2 separate regions of the Homo sapiens genome follow, and region 1 is linked to region 2. A link is a loop called in an ENCODE intact Hi-C map of the cell type or tissue named here. Cell type or tissue: Calu3. All regions are shown on one strand. Each heading gives the region's core, and the rest is flanking DNA. Links, peaks and the distances in the headings are about the cores only.

Region 1 (8,343 bases), core at 279-8,278, 230 kb after region 2:
TGGACTGTGTGTGTGGAGGTCCGTGGGAGACAGGAGCCATTTGTACCTTTTTTTGGTACAGCAGATTCCTGGGTCATTAAGTAAAGGGGACAGTGTTGGGCAAACTGAAGGCATCTGTAGATGGCCAATGCCTTCCTTAAGGGTACACTGTGCTCTCGGTAGTCCTTGTGCAACACATCGTGATGGCTCTCTGGTAACTCTAGAAGTCAGATTCTCCCTCTTCCCTAGGGTTTGCTGTTTTCTGTTATTGTTTTTGTCTTTTTTATTCTTGTAGTCTCTTCCTGCACCAAGGATTAGCCTGAGATGTAACCTTAAGGTCTTCCTTAGGTCTTTTCTGAGCCTTTGCAGGGGCACGTGCAATCACTTTCTAATTTTCCCTGCATATGCAGTTGTTTTTGAGTGTCCTAGTTGTTAACGTCTGGCTCCCAAAAGTAGAAAAAGAGAAAAAAAATGAAGATGGTAAAAAGATGTCAGCCCTTTAAATTCCTTGGAAGTCAGTTCAGCCCAAAGCAGGAGAGCCTCGCAACAGTGTGGGGAGTTGTAGCAACAGTGACCACCCATCTCTTTGCACCTCTGTGATCAGAAGCAGCAGTCAGCAAGCACAGATTCTCAATATTTGGAGGACAGGGTCCTTTTATGCCCACCCCGGCTCCTGCAAGCTGTGTGCAAACTGCTGCAGGAACACTTGCGGAAATATCTGTCATGGAGCTGGGGTGGGGGATGGGTAGCTGCTACTATGCTAAGAGCTGAAATTAACTCCAATTTTCAGTCCAATCCTTCCCCTGGAAGTTGCAGTCTTTCAACAGACGCCAGAGTCAAAATAGTTCCATCAGACAGATTCTGCCAGGCAATTGTTGCCTGGGTGGGGAGACAGATTCCTGGTGCTTCCTACTCTGCCATCTTCTAACTTTTTCTTAAGGTACATATGATAACTCTTGATTCTCATTATAAAGTTTTATATCCTGCTACCTATTAAATACTCTTGTTTGTAATTTTTTTCTGTCATTTATTTAGGGTTTTATTTTATTTATTTATTTTTATTTTATTTTATTATTATTATACTTTAAGTTTTAGGGTACATGTGCACAATGTGCAGGTTAGTTACATATGTATACATGTGCCATGCTGGTGTGCTGCACCTGTTAACTCGTCATTTAGCATTAGGTATATCTCCTAATGCTATCCCTCCCCCCTCCCCCAACCCCACAACAGTCCCCAGAGTGTGGTATTTAGGGTTTTAAAAATGTGGTTGTATACTGTCTATGTATAAATAAGAGTTCTGTCGGGTGCAGGGGCTCATGCCTATAATCCCAATGCTTTGGGAGGCTAAGGCAGGAGGATCCTTTCATGCCAGGAGCTCAAAACCAGCCTGGACAACATAATGAGTCACCATCTCTATAAAAAGTAAAAAAATTTGCTGGGTGAGGTGGCTGTCGCCTGTAGTCCCATTTACTTGGGAGGCTGAGATGGGAGGATTGCTTGAACCCAGGTGTTTGAGGCTGTTCTGAGTTATGATCATTGCCACTGCACTCCATCCTGGTGTGCAAGACTCCATCGCCAAAAATAAGTAAATGAATAAAATTTTATCTTTCCAGTTATTTTACATGTCATTTCTTTCCTTGTCTTGCATTGGCTACAACTCCCTATATGTCAAATGTAATGGTGAATCATAGTTGTGATTCTGGGCATCTTTGTATTGTTTGTAAGTTTAGCAAGACTGCTGTCAGTGTTTCCTAATTTATATCTTTTTTCATGTTGAAGCTACTACTGGCTTCTGTTTTAAATATTTTTGTTGTTGTTTATTTTGTTCTTAAAGTTAGGAATGAGTGTTGAATATTGTTGAATGCACTTTCAGTGTTTTTGGAGATGATCATGTGATTTTCTTCCTTAGATCTATTTATAAATCTATCCTAGTAGATTTCTGAATACTAAACTTCCTTCATTCCTGAAGTTGTATATTCTGTTTGCTAATGTTTTGAGTTTCTGCATTGATATTATGTGATACTAGTGCGTATATTTTAAGGTATTTTAAAATCAGGTTTTGGTATCGATGTTGTATTTGCTTTACTTATTTATTTATTTAAAAAAAATTTTTTTTTGAGACAGAGTTTTGCTCTTGTCACCCAAGCTGGAATGCGGTGGCACAATCTCTACTCACTGCAACCCCTGCCTCCTGGGTTCAACCAATTCTCCTGCATCAGACTCCCAAGTAGCTGGGATTACAGGCGAGCCCTACCATGTCCGGCTAATTTTTGTACTTTTAGTAGAGACACGGTTTCGCCATGTTGGCCAGGCTGGTCTTGAACTTCTGACCTCAGGTGATCCACCTGCCTTGGCCCCACAAAGTGCTGGGATTACAGGTGTGAGCCACCGTGCCTGGCCTGTATTTGCTTTATGTATTAGTGTTCTAGTGCTGCCATAAGAAAATACCATAAACTGCATAGCTTAAACAACAGAAATTTATTTTCTGTCAGTTCTGGAGGCTAGAAGTCCAAGATCATGGTGTTGGCAGGGTTGGCTTCATTCTGAGGTCTGTGTCTCTTTGGCTTCTGGACTACACTCTTGCTGTGTCCTCACGAGGTCTTTGCTCTCAGTGCATGCAGAAAGAGATCTCTGGTATCTCTTCGTCTTTTTTTTTTTTTTTTCCCTCAGAGACAGGGTCTTGCTTTGTCACCCAGGCTGGAGTGCAGCGGTGTGACTTTGACTCACTGCAGGCTTGACCTCCTGTGCTCAAGTGATCTTCCCACTTCAGCCTCCTGAGTAGCTGGGACTATAGCTGCATGCCACCACATCTGGCTAATTTTAAAATTTTTTGTAGAGATGGCAACTCACTATGTTGCCCAGGCTGGCTTTTCCAATTATTTATTTATTTTTTTTTGAGTTGGAGTCTGGCTCTGTCGCCCGGGCTGGAGTGCAGTGGCGTGATCTCGGCTCACTGCAAGCTCTGCCTCCCGGGTACACGCCATTCTCCTGCCTCAGCCACCCAAGTAGCAGGGACTACAGGCACCCACCACCATGCCTGGCTAATTTTGTTTTTGTATTTTTAGTAGAGACGGGGTTTCACCGTGTTAGCCAGGATAGTCTCGATCTCCCGACCTCGTGATCTGCCCGCCTTGGCCTCCCAAAGTGTTGGGATTACAGATGTGAGCCACTGTGCCCGGCTGGCTTTCCAATTCTTTTCTTTTTTTTGAGATGGAGTCTCACTCTGTCGCCAGGCTGGAGTGCAGTGGCACAATCTCAGCTTAGTGCAACCTCTGCCTCCCGGGTTCAAGTGATTCTCCTGCCTCAACCTCCTGAATAGCTGTGATTTCAGGCACCCGCCACCACGCTTGGCTAATTTTTGTATTTTTAGTAGAGACGGGGTTTCACCATGTTTGCCAGGATGGTCTTGATCTCCTGACCTCATGATCCGCCTGCCTCGGCCTCCCAAAGTGCTGGGATTACAGGCATGAGCCACGGGCGCCAACCCAGCTTTTCCAATTTTTAAAAGAATTCCAGTCCTAACAGATTAGGGTCCCCCTCTTATGGCCCCGTTTAACTTTAATTACCTCTGGAACATCCCTCTCTCCAAATTCACTTTTTTTTTTCTTTGAGACAGAGTCTAACTCTGTTGCCCAGGCCAGTGTGCAGTGGCGAGATCACGGCTCATTGCAACTTCCACCTTCCAGGTTCAGGAGATGCTTCTGCCTCAGCCTCTCAAGTAGCTGGGATTACAGGTGTGTGCCACCATGCCTGGCTAATTTTTGTATTTTTAGAGATGGGGTTTCGCCATGTTGGCCAGGCTGGTCTCAAACTCCTGGCTTCAAGTGATCCACTTGCCTCGGCCTCCCAAACTACTGGCATTAGAGGTGTAAGCCACTGCACCTAGACCATATATTTACTTTTAACTCAAAAAGTATTGTATTATTACACTTTTTTATTTTGCTTTTTAAAAAAACTTCTTCTGGCCGGGCGTGGTGGCTCATGCCTGTAATTCCAGCACTTTGGGAGGCTGAGGCGGGTGGATCACTTGAGGTCAGGAGTTCGAGACCAGCTTGACCAACACGGTGAAAACCTGTCTCTATTGAAAATACAAAAATTAGCCGGGTGTGGTGGTGTGTCCCTGTAATCCCAGCTACTGGAGAGACTGAGGCAGGAGAATCACTTAAACTGGGGAGGCACAGGTTGCAATGAGCTGAGATTGCACCATTGCATTTCAGCCTGGGCGATGAGTGAAACTGTCTCTAAAAAAAAAAAAAAAGAAAGAAAAAAAGTGAATATGCTAGAAAAGAGTCAAAGCAGTGACTTTAGAAGCTACTTAAGAGTGCACACACAAATCAATACGGTAGTCAGGGGAAGGCATTACTTCTGGGGAAGAAGAGTACAAAGGAAAGAGAGAGGTACCTTTGGAAATTGTGAAGGGAAAATGAAGCAAGGGGGTTACATTTATGTACCTGCAAGACATACAAAATCGAATACACTGAAGGACACTACATCTTTCCCCATCACCCTCCCTAAAATTAGTCACCCATGAACTAAACTGCACTTTGCTATACTGACAGAAGAGGGTGCTCTTGAACTAGGATTTTTGTTCATTTGTTCATCTGCCAGCTTTGGAGAATGCAGATACAAATAGTTTTCATTTATATAAAGCTACAATAAGAAAACAAAAAGTGAGAATGAAACATGTCAGTTGATGGAACTCCCTTCACTGTAAAAGTCAATCATGAAGCAGCTGACTATGCTTCAATCTGAGTGCAGTAGCCCCTGATAAGCATTTGAGGTTGTAAAAATAGAAAATTCAGAAACTAATGACAAGATGGAGAGATAATAGTAAGAAGTTAAAGCTGATTGAATTAAGAAAATGGGCAGGGGAGACAAAATTGCATCAGAAATGATATCAAAATTGCAAGGTGCTCAAAGGAGAATGTATTTCAATGAAAATTTAATAAGGAACATTAAAGAAAAGTAGATAAATAGCCTAAAAAATGAATGAAATAATATAAAAAAGTAAAAGTAGATTTTACATTCTCACCACAAAAAAGTATGTGAGGTGGTGGATATGTTAACTAGCTTTAGTCATCCTACACTGTATACATATATGAAAACATGTACGTTGTACATATATGCAATTATAAAATTTTAAAATAGTACAGATACCTTTAATACAATTATTGGTTATATTGTCACATCTGGGATTAATTTTTTAAAATTCTTAGTTAAATGTATGAGAAAAAAGTGACTACAATGAAAGGCAAAGAAGAATGAACATACATATAATTGGAGTGTCTGAAGAAAAACCAGTAGAACAGACTTAATATTTAAAACTGTAATCCAAGAAAATAGTCCAGAAATAAAATAAGATTCAGATTTATATAATGAAAGAGCACACTGAGCACGTGGGAAAATTGACCCAGAATTGTCAAACTAGAGAAAATATTAACTGTTCGATTTTTAAAATAAGGAGAAATACTCAGGACCTTTGGGCAGAAATCAAATGACTTACAAGGGCAAGAGAATAAAATGGCATCCAACTTCTCCAAAGCAACGTAGAAAAGCAAGGAAACAACAGAAAAGCACTTTCAGGAGGCTGAAGGAAAGAATCTGTGACTAAGGATTTTATGTTTAGCAAAGCTCACCTTCATGTATTAAGACTGCAGAAAACCAGTTTTAAACCAAGAACCGAGGGAAGTTTGTGTTAATGAGGCTTTCTTGAGGAATCTACTAGAGAATGAGCTTTATCCAATCAAGAGGTAGCTGGAGAAATTTCAACAAAAGGATTGGTAGTGATTATCTAATATACTTAATTATAATTCTAAGACTAAAACAGAAGTGGGGATGAGGGTAGAGAACAATGTATAAGTACTATATGTTTAGTTTCAGAAAAAAATGCAACTGAAAAATGGGAGGAGAAGAGAGGGGAAGAATATTGCAGAATCAGCTCACTGATTATTGTTAGCTAACAGATATCATTAAAAACAAACTAGTTAATAAAAGATTAAGGAAATGAACTAAAGGCATCAAAAGGCATAATTACAAAGGTAACCACTAGACTAAAAAATACAAACATTCTTTAATACTACTCACATAAACAGTATATATCATTGTGGGTAATGATAAAGGGGAAAAATAAAAAAAAAGGTAAAAGACAATAAATATAGAATACATAGTAATTATAAAAAATAATATGACAGGCCAGGCGTGGTGGCTCATGCCTGTAATTCCAGTACTTTGGGAGGCTGAGGCGAGCAGATCACCTGAGGTTGGAAGTTTGAGACCAGCCTGACCAACATGGAGAAACCCTATCTCTACTGAAAATACAAAATTAGCCAGGTGTGGTGGCACATGCCTGTAATCCCAGCTACCCGGGAGGCTGAGGCAGGAGAATCGCTTGAACCCAGGAGGCAGAGGTTGTGGTGAGCCGAGATTGCACCATTGCACTCAAGCCTGGGCAACAAGAGTGAAACTCCATCTCAAAATAATAATAATAATAATAATAATATGATAGTAAAAAAGTGTCATACCAATAAATATGGATGGGTTTGATTCACTTGTTAAAAATATGTCTAATTTGTTATGGACCAATTATATTCAGTATATAAATGTGATTCAGAAAGGCTAAAAATAAGGAATGGGCAGAAATATACTGGGAGAATGGAAACAATAACAGCAGTATTTGTGACACTAATATTGAACAGAGTAAAGTTCAGGTATTAACCATAATAAGGAAGGACTTTTTTTTTTTTTTTTTGATATGGAGTCTCACTCTGTAACCCAGGCTGGAGTGCTGTGGCACAATCTCAGCCCACCGCAACTTCCACCTCCCAGGTTCAAGTGATTCTCCTGCCTCAGCTTCCCAGGAAGGACATTTTCAACTGCTAAAAGCCATAGTTCACAATGATAATGTAAAGCATATCGAATATCTGTGCCAGAAATAACCACCATCTTTATAAAGCTGAAACTATAGGAGATTCAACAGACTTAGGTAGAAAGACTGAATAGGAGATGTATACACAGCATTGTTATTACAAAGCAGGTCAAATGGACAAAAGTAATAATTTAGGAGACCTAAATAACGTAATAGGTAGATCTTACACATTTCTTTTGGACTTTACACCCTGGTAATGAACAATAAATCTTATTCTGAAGTGCACATGGAATATTCACAAAAGTTGATCATATGTATTAGATCAGAAAGAAAACATCATTAAATCCCATAGAGCAAAAAATACTGTGAAACAACATTGCTTAAAATTAGAAACTTTTGTAGCAACTAAAACAAAAGTAGCCTCCAGCCGGGAAATAAATCTTCTAGTAAACAATTCTTGGATGAAAGGGGAAAATAGAAACCAAATGACAGAATTCTAAAAGAAAAAAAGACAAAACACTATGTGTCAAAACCTATAGAATATGTTTAAAACGATGAACAGATGAAAATCTGTTTCCTGAAACAGTAAAAATCAGAGAAGGAAAATAAACAGGCCAGGTGCGGTGGCTCACACATGTAATCCCAGCACTTTGGGAGGCCGAGGCAGGTGGATTGCTTGAGCTCAGGAGTTTGAGACCAGCCTGGGCAACACGGTGAAACCCCGTCTCTACTAAAATACAAAAAATTAGCTAGGCATGGCGGCATGTGCCTGTAATCCCAGGTACTCAGGAGGCTGAGACAGGAGAATCGCTTGAACCTGGGAGGCAGAGGTTGCAGTGAGCCCAGATCGTGCCACTGCACTCCAGCCTGGGTGACAGAGCAAGACTCCATCTCAAAAAAAAAAAAAAAAAAGAAAAGAAAAACAGATTCCCAACTGGAAAAGCCAGGGGAAAAAACCCTGTAAAATATTTCAGAATAAATCCAAGAAATAATTTAATAAGGATAAATGCAGAAATTTATGATGGAAATAGAAGAATAGCTGCAATTAGTAAACACTGGCTAACTTCAAAAAAGAGACAGTAAAAGCAGAAGTATGAAGTGAGAAAGGGAATAACCATTGAAAAAGAAGAAACTTAAGAATCGTTAAGAGGCCAGGTGTGGTGGCTCATGCCTATAATCCCAGCACTTTGGGAGGCTGAGGTGGGAGGATCGCTTGAAGCCAGGAGTTGAAGACCAACCTGGGCAACATAGTGAGTCCCTGTCTCTACAAAAATTTTTAAAGTTAACTGGGTGTGGTGGCATGCACCTATAGTCCCAGCTACTTGAGAGGCCTCAGTGTAGGAGAATTGCTAGAACACAGGAGTTCAAGGCTGTAGTGAGCTGTGATTGCACCATCATACTCCAGCCTGGGCAACATAGTGAGACCCTGTCTCAAAAAAAAAAAAAATTCTAAGAGACAAGATACATTGGAAAATTTGTTTGGAAAACACAGTTTA
Region 2 (8,343 bases), core at 22-8,021:
TCTTATGTCAGTATAAAACTTTGTAAGATTTTATTTGAGCCAGAAGGTGTCACTGTTATCTAAGACAATCTCAGAAGTTATTTTTTCCTGTTAACCGTGACACTCTACTAAATTACCTCTACCACAATCAACCTGGCCTGTCGCCCTGATATCAAACTTGGTTTATTTTTAATTGGTCTCCCTGTTACCACTCTAATTGCCCCATAGTCTAGCCTCCACAGAGCAAACAATTGTCCTTTTAAAAAATCAGCCAGATCATGTCACTCCTCTGCTCAAACCCTGCAGTAGTTTCCCAGCTCACATAGAATAAAAGCCAAGTCCTTGCCAAGATTCTCCATAATCCTCCCATACCCTGGCAACCCCTATTCTCTCATCTTATCTCCTACCTCCCACTCATTTTCTTACTCTGCTTCAGCCACCATGAGCAAACCAAACCCACTTCTGCCTCACATGCTTTGTTCTTCCTCTTTCCTTTGCTTGGAATGTTCTTCCTACAGATTTCCACATTGTCACTCCCTCACTTCATCCAGATATCTGCTCGGTTCCCTTATTTAGTGAGGCCCTCCCTGATCACTCTCTGTTTTTGTAACCCTTCTTCCTCTGCCCCCTCCCCCTACACTCTATTCCTTTGTCCTGCTTCATTTTTCTTCTTAGCTCCTATCATCTGATATTTAATTTTTTGTTTGTCCATCTCCTATCATCTGATAAAATTTAATTTTTTGTTTGTCCATCTCCTGTCATCTGATATTTAATTTTTTGTTTGTCCATCTCCGTCTCTATAATATAAGCTCCATACAAGCAGGAACTTTGTCTATGTCCTCAGTACCTAGAATATTCCCTGGCATATAATAGACAGTCAATATGTACTGAGTGAATACATGAAATTATCCATGTTTAAGAATTCTAGGCCAGGCACAGTGACTCATACCTGTAATCCCAGCACTTTGGGAGCCCGAGGCAGACAGATTACTTGAGGCGAGACATTCAAGACCAGCTTGGCCAACATGGTGAAACCCCGTCTCTACTAAAAATATAAAAATTAGCCAGGTGTGGTGGTGCACACCTGTAGTCCCAGCTACTCAGGAGGCTGAGGCACGGGAATCACTTGAACCCAGGAGGTGGAGGTTGCAGTGAGCTGAGATTCTTGCCCCTGCACTCCAGCCTGGGAGGCAGAGCAAGGATCTGTCTCAAAAGAAAAGAATTCTACGCTAGCTCTGGCTGCAGTCCCAAAGAGAATTATTGGGTTCTGAATATTGACTATTCTGAAAACTCAGGGCATATTAACAGCATAATTTAGATTCTTAAGAGTTAGAAAAGATCTTAGAAATAAACTAGTCCAAACTGTTGGAATTAAACTAGTCCAAACTGTTGGCATGTATTCTTAGATATTAAAGAACAAAAGAGTAAAATGGAAATAAGTTTTCTTTATGGTTCTAGTTTGATATTTCTTTTTTTTCTTTCATGATCTTAATGAACGCATAGTTTGATATTTTTTGAAGTACTTGGACATTCGATGGTATTTGGTCACCTAGCAAGTAGTCCTTAGGAAGTTTTTTGGTTTTTGTTTGTTTGGGTTTTTTTTGAGACGGAGTCTCACTCTGTCACTCAGGCTGCAGTGCAGTGGCACGGTCTCGGCTCACTGCAAGCTCCACCTCTCGGGTTCACGCCATTCTCCTGCCTCAGCCTCCCAAGTAGCTGGGACTACAGGCGCCCACCACCACGCCCGGCTAATTTTTTGTATTTTTAGTAGAGACGGGGTTTCACCATGTTAGCCAGGATGGTCTCGATCTCCTGACCTCATGATCCGCCTGCCACGGCCTCCCAAAGTGCTGGGATTACAGGCATGAGCCACCGCACCCAGCCATCCCCAGGAAGTTTTATGATTTTAGAGTGAAAAGCCATGAAACCATTTTGTTCACATATAATTCACATTTTCTGAGAAATAGCGTCATGTTAATAATAGTTGAACAAAATGAACTACACTGGCGAATTAATAGAGTACAGTTAATTATCTCTGCTGTAATATTTTCATGGCATTTGTATGTAACTTTACATTTGTTAAATTTCACTTTGTTATTAACATTGTGCTGCTTTATCTCCAATGCACAAAAGTGAATCCATTACTCAGAACTAGCCATTTAAGTATAAAATACTTGTGATAAAATGATGATAATATGGCAACTCAAAACAGCACCATAACATAAATAGTAAACAAGACCTAATTGGGAACATTTCACGTGAATATGTACTGAGATAAGTGAATAACTGCCATTGTGATAAACTCACAAAAAGGGCAAATAAAAAGTATAAAAACGATTATCTGGAAATAGAATTGTATTAGACTGGTTATCTTCTCCTCAGTGCCTTTTCTGTTATGAAACTTGGTCAAATAATGGCATGAAGTCATTGAAACTGTTGCATTATTTCAGAGTACAGTGAGTTTTTCTAGAACAAATGTAAAATAAGGCCTTCTAGTATGAAATTAATTTTGTTGTTAGACATAAAAGTGACCAAATTAAAAAGACATCGTTCTCTACCCTGCTCACAGCAAAAACAGTTAAGATCACACTATTTCTAAGAAACATATAAAGATCAGCCTCAGAATTAATGACAGATATCTCAGAAAAAGCAAAATCAGTTACCATGTGACTCTATTGAATGTTATATAATCTTCGTGGCATACAGTATAGAAGAACAATTAATATGTTTGCATGCTAGTGTTACTCAGTTCTTTCAGTTTGCATTTGGAAGAAACCACTGACATAGAGTGTGATCCAAGTATTAGCTTATGTGAGGTACATATATGATGAAGGAAAGTTAGAAAACTTTTATTTTCTATGTATCATTGAAAATCTATGTTACAGGAAAGGCTGTTTGTTTAGTTAATTATTTTGTCAGCTGTTTTTAGACTGGAAAGACAGACCATCAGCTATTTGTACAGCAAAGAAGGACATCATTACCCAAAAAAAGAGATTGAACCTAAAGTCAGTCTGTATTCTTATTTCCAAAAAGATTTAGAAGTTGAGAAATAAGCCTTTGATATTGAATGAAAATGAAGATTAGAAATACCAGCAAATCATAGCCGTTGAGTGCAGTTTTGCATGCTGTGCAAAAATTGCCAGTGAATAAAAGGTTTTGCTTATCCAAACCAACATATGCCAACTTTTGAGGAAAGAAGTGCTAACTTGAGTTTTTAAAATAAGCGATGAGATTTAAAATACTTCTTTATGACACTGGTGCTGGCAGTAGAGATATTTCTGTGGCTTGCTCCAATGGTGTGTCTTAGTGATATATTCAGTATCTTGATTGGCCAGAATCCACCACTGTAGGCTGAAATGCCAGGATTTTCCTTGTGGAGGGCAAGGTACTGATTTTCCTAAGATGACTAAGCTATAGTGGAGACTGCTCACACTAAGAGCTTACCAACTCTTCCCCCTTGAAAACTTTTCCTCTTAAGAGAGAAAAAAAAATTTTTGTTAGATATATTTTTTAAAGTCCTAACTCTACAGAAGACCATAAGGAAATACTTTTCTGAGCCATGTTAACCAAAGAGTGAATTAGAAATCTGTTCACCACTCCTGCCAAGTGAGAGCCAGGCTTCCAGCATTGGAGTTTGTTCTTCTGTACACATACATAGTAAAAATTATTTGTAACTTCTATGTCTGTATTTAATTCATTTTTCAAAAACTATATGACAGAGCCATCAAACATTTCCATTCCTGGTGACCTATACTTGTGAATTAGAGATTTCTAATTCAATAGATACCAAGAAGAAAGGAAACTGACTTACAATTTAACTTATATATCAAGTTGACTAAAGATCCCTTGGTGAAAAATGGTCAGATTTCATTTATTTCACTAGCAGAAAATAGTTATTCTAATTATGATTTATTGTAAAATTTTATTTGATATTTTAAATGATGATGAATTTTATTTACCTAGAAGAGAGCAGTTAGAAAAACAATAATTAGTGTAGAGTCAGCAGCTACATGCTTCACCACTAGATGGTGCTCCTGCCTCAGCCATCTAAAGTGCTGAATCAGTGATGTGGAAACCAACAAATGTGCTGATGAAGTGTGGCCACTGAATAAGGAGATTTAGGCTATGGAAAAATGGAATACAAATACATTGTCTTATAGTATTAGATAAGTAGGTTAGCACAGGCTAAAAATAGGAAATGCCTAACAGTCAAACTGTTTGCAGATTTTAAAAATTCAAAAAGAAGAGGAGAAAAATAAGCACGAATGGATACAGATTATAAAGTTTTATAATTTTTAACACAGTAATTTCATAAATAATATAAAGTATTTGAGTATATAAATATAAATTTTAGATAGAAAACTCATACTTTAAGATAAATTTACATTCAGAATCAAGAAATAAGGACAAAAATCTTCAATAGAAAAATGTGGTTTAATAATATATATTGAAATTGACTTTAACTTGAGAGAGGGGACATGGAATTATGATAAATCAAATTCTTAATGTTTATTTTCGTACATAAATTTTCTGTGCTAAAAATCCTCCATCGTTTTTACATGAACTTCCGCCAAGCTAGTGCTAAGAATACAGTATTGAGTAAGACATGTTCTCTGTCCTCAGTGACCTCAGAGTCTGAGTGGTTGGGGCCAGTAGAGAAATTAGGCACTGCCTAGTCCCAGCTCCCACCTAATTCAGGAATCCTGTCAACTTCTTCCTAAATACTTGTGGTGAAAAGATGAAAAGAAACCCAGCCACTTCATACAAACTCATTGCTTTATAGGGCTAATTTTAGGAAAGTCTTCCTTATATTGAAGCATTTCAGTATAAATGCATTTCTGTCTAGCAGTTGTAATTCTTCCCTTTGGTGAAACACAGAACAAGTCAGCTTCTTCTTCCGCCCAATAGCCACTCAGATCTTGATCACATCTACACTCTAGTCTTATTTTTTCTCAAGATTAAACATTACTACATTAGTAGCATCTTTCACAATCATTTTGAATATAGTTACACTTACCTGTTTTGTGGTTTTTGCACATTATATATGATTCTATCTATAAATAATAGACAAAAATACTGATATATGTGAAATACTAATTAGAGACCTTTCTTGGGTTGACATTCATCTGCTATGCAAAACTCTGAGTAGAGTTCTTCAAATAGTTATGAAGCCAACCCGTATTTCTCTAACACAAAGATAATACAAAAATCTTTGTTATGTAACTTTCAAACCTCATTATTTTATCAAGCAGTTATGGACCACCTGATATATAGAAAGCACCGTGGCTGGGCGCGGTGGCTCACGCCTGTAATCCCAGCACTTTGGGAGGCCGAGGCGGGTGGATCACAAGGTCAGGAGATGGAGACCATCCTGGCTAACACAGTGAAACCCCGTCTCAACTAAAAAACAAAAAATTAGCCGGGCATGGTGGCGGGCACCTGTAGTGCCAGCTACTTGGGAGGCTGAGGCAGGAGAATGGCGTGAACCCGGGAGGTGGAGCTTGCAGTGAGCCGAGATTGTGCCACTGCACTCCAGCCTGGGCGACAGGGTGAGACTCCGTCTCAGAAAGAAAAAAAAAAAAAAAGCACCATATAAGTTACTGGAATACAAGTCAAGAAAGACCTGGTCTCTTAGTGTTTGGAGGTGATGATGGTCAGGTGCACCAGCGTTTGGAATGTAACCACAGGGACAGCTAAAGGAGGCTCAGGTGGCAGTGGGAGCACAGAAGGCAGAGCTCTAGTCAGTCCCTGTCCTGGGGCCTCCCATGGAGCGTGGCACTTGAGCTCAATTCTGTAGGGTCAGAGGGGTTAGCACTGATAGCAGGGGTGGGGTAGTGAGCGCTGGACAGCTGAAATCTAGACCTTCATCCTGATGCTAGTTTTTCCCTGTTTAGAACAGTTGAAGAATCACTCTCTCTGCTGAAGAATCCAGAAAAGAAAGGTGGTTTAGTCCCTCATTAGGCCTACTATTGAGAAAGATGTCCAAATATCTTGCCTTATTTGTTCTTCTCGCACCAAAATATCTTGAAAAAGAGATCTAATTTCTTCCATGATAAAACCACCAAAGATACAGGATTTCTGTATTATTAGACTATCAAAATAAAAGCAGAATGCACCCCCCCACCCACCCAAAAAAATAAAGCTGCTCAAATTGCTCTTTTTACCACTGCTTCCTTTGGGAGAAGAAAAATAATCAGTGAAAGGGAAATGAAGTGGGTAGGAATGACTGCAGGTAAAATTGTTAAGAATGCACTGTGACCTCCTACCTCCAGGATTGCAGCTTCCATCTTCCTTCTCTGGTCTTCTCCTACACCACAGCACACACATCCTCAATCTAGACACATTTGCTTCTTATCTCCTCTTCTCCCATTCTATCCAAGGTTTTCTCCAGAGTTGCAATTCTGCTAAACCCATTAAAACACCAGCTAATAACAAAGATGTTCATGCCCAAATAAAAGTTAGGATATAAATTATCCCAGATGTATTTGAATTTCCATAGAGTCTAGAAGACCGAGAGTCTTCAAGACTCAAGTGAATAAGGCTATAATAACCAGAATAAGGCCCTCTTGAATCATACCACCTTGATAGCCACCCTTCTGACCAGTTAATCAATCATTAGGCCAACCCAGGAGATACTTCCCACCTCATATGCCTTCCCAAAACATTGAGCCCCATAAGCATTACTTGAATCAGGCATCACTGTATAAATTAGAGGTAAACAAAAGAAGTGATGTGAAGGCAGTTGGGAAGTGAAGACTTGTGAGCAGAGAATTTTTTTTATTCTTCTTGGAAGTACAGAGGCAAATCCAAAATATATAGATGTAGATTTAAAAATACAGTGCTGATTTTTACTAGGAATTACACTTAACATAATCAAAAAGCTAAAAGTTAAATTGGTCCCAAGTATGTTCATAAAATGGCCTTTGAGAAAGTAGTGGAGATCTTTAATGTTTTTATTTGGTTTTATTTTCCTTTTGGAACCAGGTTATTCAGAGAATATTCTACACAGTCAACAGATCTTGGAGTGGAAAAATTACTTCGACAGAGATAAGAAAAAGCAACTTTTTGCAAGTATGCCTTTCATTAGAATTCATGTGTAATGAGCAATTTAGATAATTTTCTTACTTTATTTAACAAATATTTGAGCGCTTACTCTATTCAAAGCACTGTCACTACTTTCAGTCATTAAGCATTTATCAAATACCTGTCGTGGGATGCTGGAATGTTTTGGGTGAGGGGGTAAAAATGAAGAGAATAATAAGGGATCTCTGCCTGAAGGCATGCACTCTGGAGCAAAAGAGTGAAGTGTACAGACACTAAACCTGACTTGATAAATTCCATAGACATGGATAAAACGTACAGAGGCGGCTTCACAATAGATAAGCCTGGAGGGGTGGGCTGGGGCTAGGTTGGGAAGGGTCTTGGAAAGGCCTTGGAAGATTTTAAACTTGATCCTTTCAGCAATGACTCTGTATCCAGCACCTGCTAGAGAAAAGTACTAAAAATTCCTTTTAAGAAAGAATACATTTCATTCAATTATTTTATTCATATTACCAAATGAGAGAGAAAGTATTGACCACTAGTGGGAGCCTTTTACCGAAGTAATCTTCATGCCTGATTGTTTAAGCTTCTGTAAACATAAAGTGAAATTGTTCACACTTGGAAGAAAATGAAATGTTTTATTTTTAAGAATCATACTAAATGGAATTTAGGCTAATAATACAACCTTACTTACTCTTTATTTTTTCCTATCTTCATCTGAGACAGAGTAATGAAGACTTGGCAAAATTAGCAGTCCATGATGGATATACAAACATTTTTTTATTCTAAAATGAACAGTCATCATCACAGTCAGTGTTGATATTTATTGAACACCTGATGCCTGCCTGGGCTCTCAGTAGGTAATATGGGATGGGTTAAAATGGCAGTAATTCCATAATACCTCAAGAGTAATGATGATAATCCCCCACTTTCCTGAAGCACATTATAGGTTGTAGTTTCTGAATCATTTTTATAATCCATAATTTTTTTTTTTTTTTTTTTTGAGACAGAGTCTTGCTCTCTTGCCCAGGCTGGAGTGCAGTGGTGCGATCTGGGTTCACCACAATGTCCGCCTTCTGGATTCAAGTGATTCTTCTGCCTTAGCCTCCTGAGTAGCTGGGACTACAGGCGTGTGCCACCATGCCCAGCTCATTTTTGTATTTTTAGTAGAAATGGGATTTCACTGTGTTGGCCAGGCTGGTCTCCAACTCCTGACCTCATGATCCACCTGCCTCAGCCTCCCGAAGTCCTGGGATTACAAGCGTGAGCCACCATGCCTGGCCTAATCCATATTTTTTCTTTTTTGGCTTTTAAAATTAATCC

The links. Hi-C counts contacts between places; a loop is a spot of excess contacts. Peaks named below come from ENCODE experiments on the same cell type or tissue, not always from the same donor. Only the 100,000 strongest peaks of a DNase experiment are listed, where the experiment ranks them.
Region 1: it touches region 2 in a loop (3-fold over the local background); 10 of 110 quality-filtered maps call a loop at or near these places.

Annotation. Positions count from the first base shown.
Region 1 is chr3:136,301,522-136,309,864 of GRCh38, forward strand. All of the region lies in intron 9 of PCCB (propionyl-CoA carboxylase subunit beta), which reads left to right. Among named protein-coding and RNA genes, the nearest start is that of PCCB, 55 kb to the left of the region's middle. In Calu3, for the core only: a CTCF peak has its summit at 4,548 (motif pointing right); a DNase peak (open chromatin) is centred at 4,520.
Region 2 is chr3:136,071,404-136,079,746 of GRCh38, forward strand. PPP2R3A (protein phosphatase 2 regulatory subunit B''alpha) reads left to right here. Exons shown (of 14, transcript NM_002718.5): 7 at 6,964-7,050. Among named protein-coding and RNA genes, the nearest start is that of PPP2R3A, 110 kb to the left of the region's middle. In Calu3, for the core only: a CTCF peak has its summit at 4,002 (motif pointing right); a DNase peak (open chromatin) is centred at 4,018.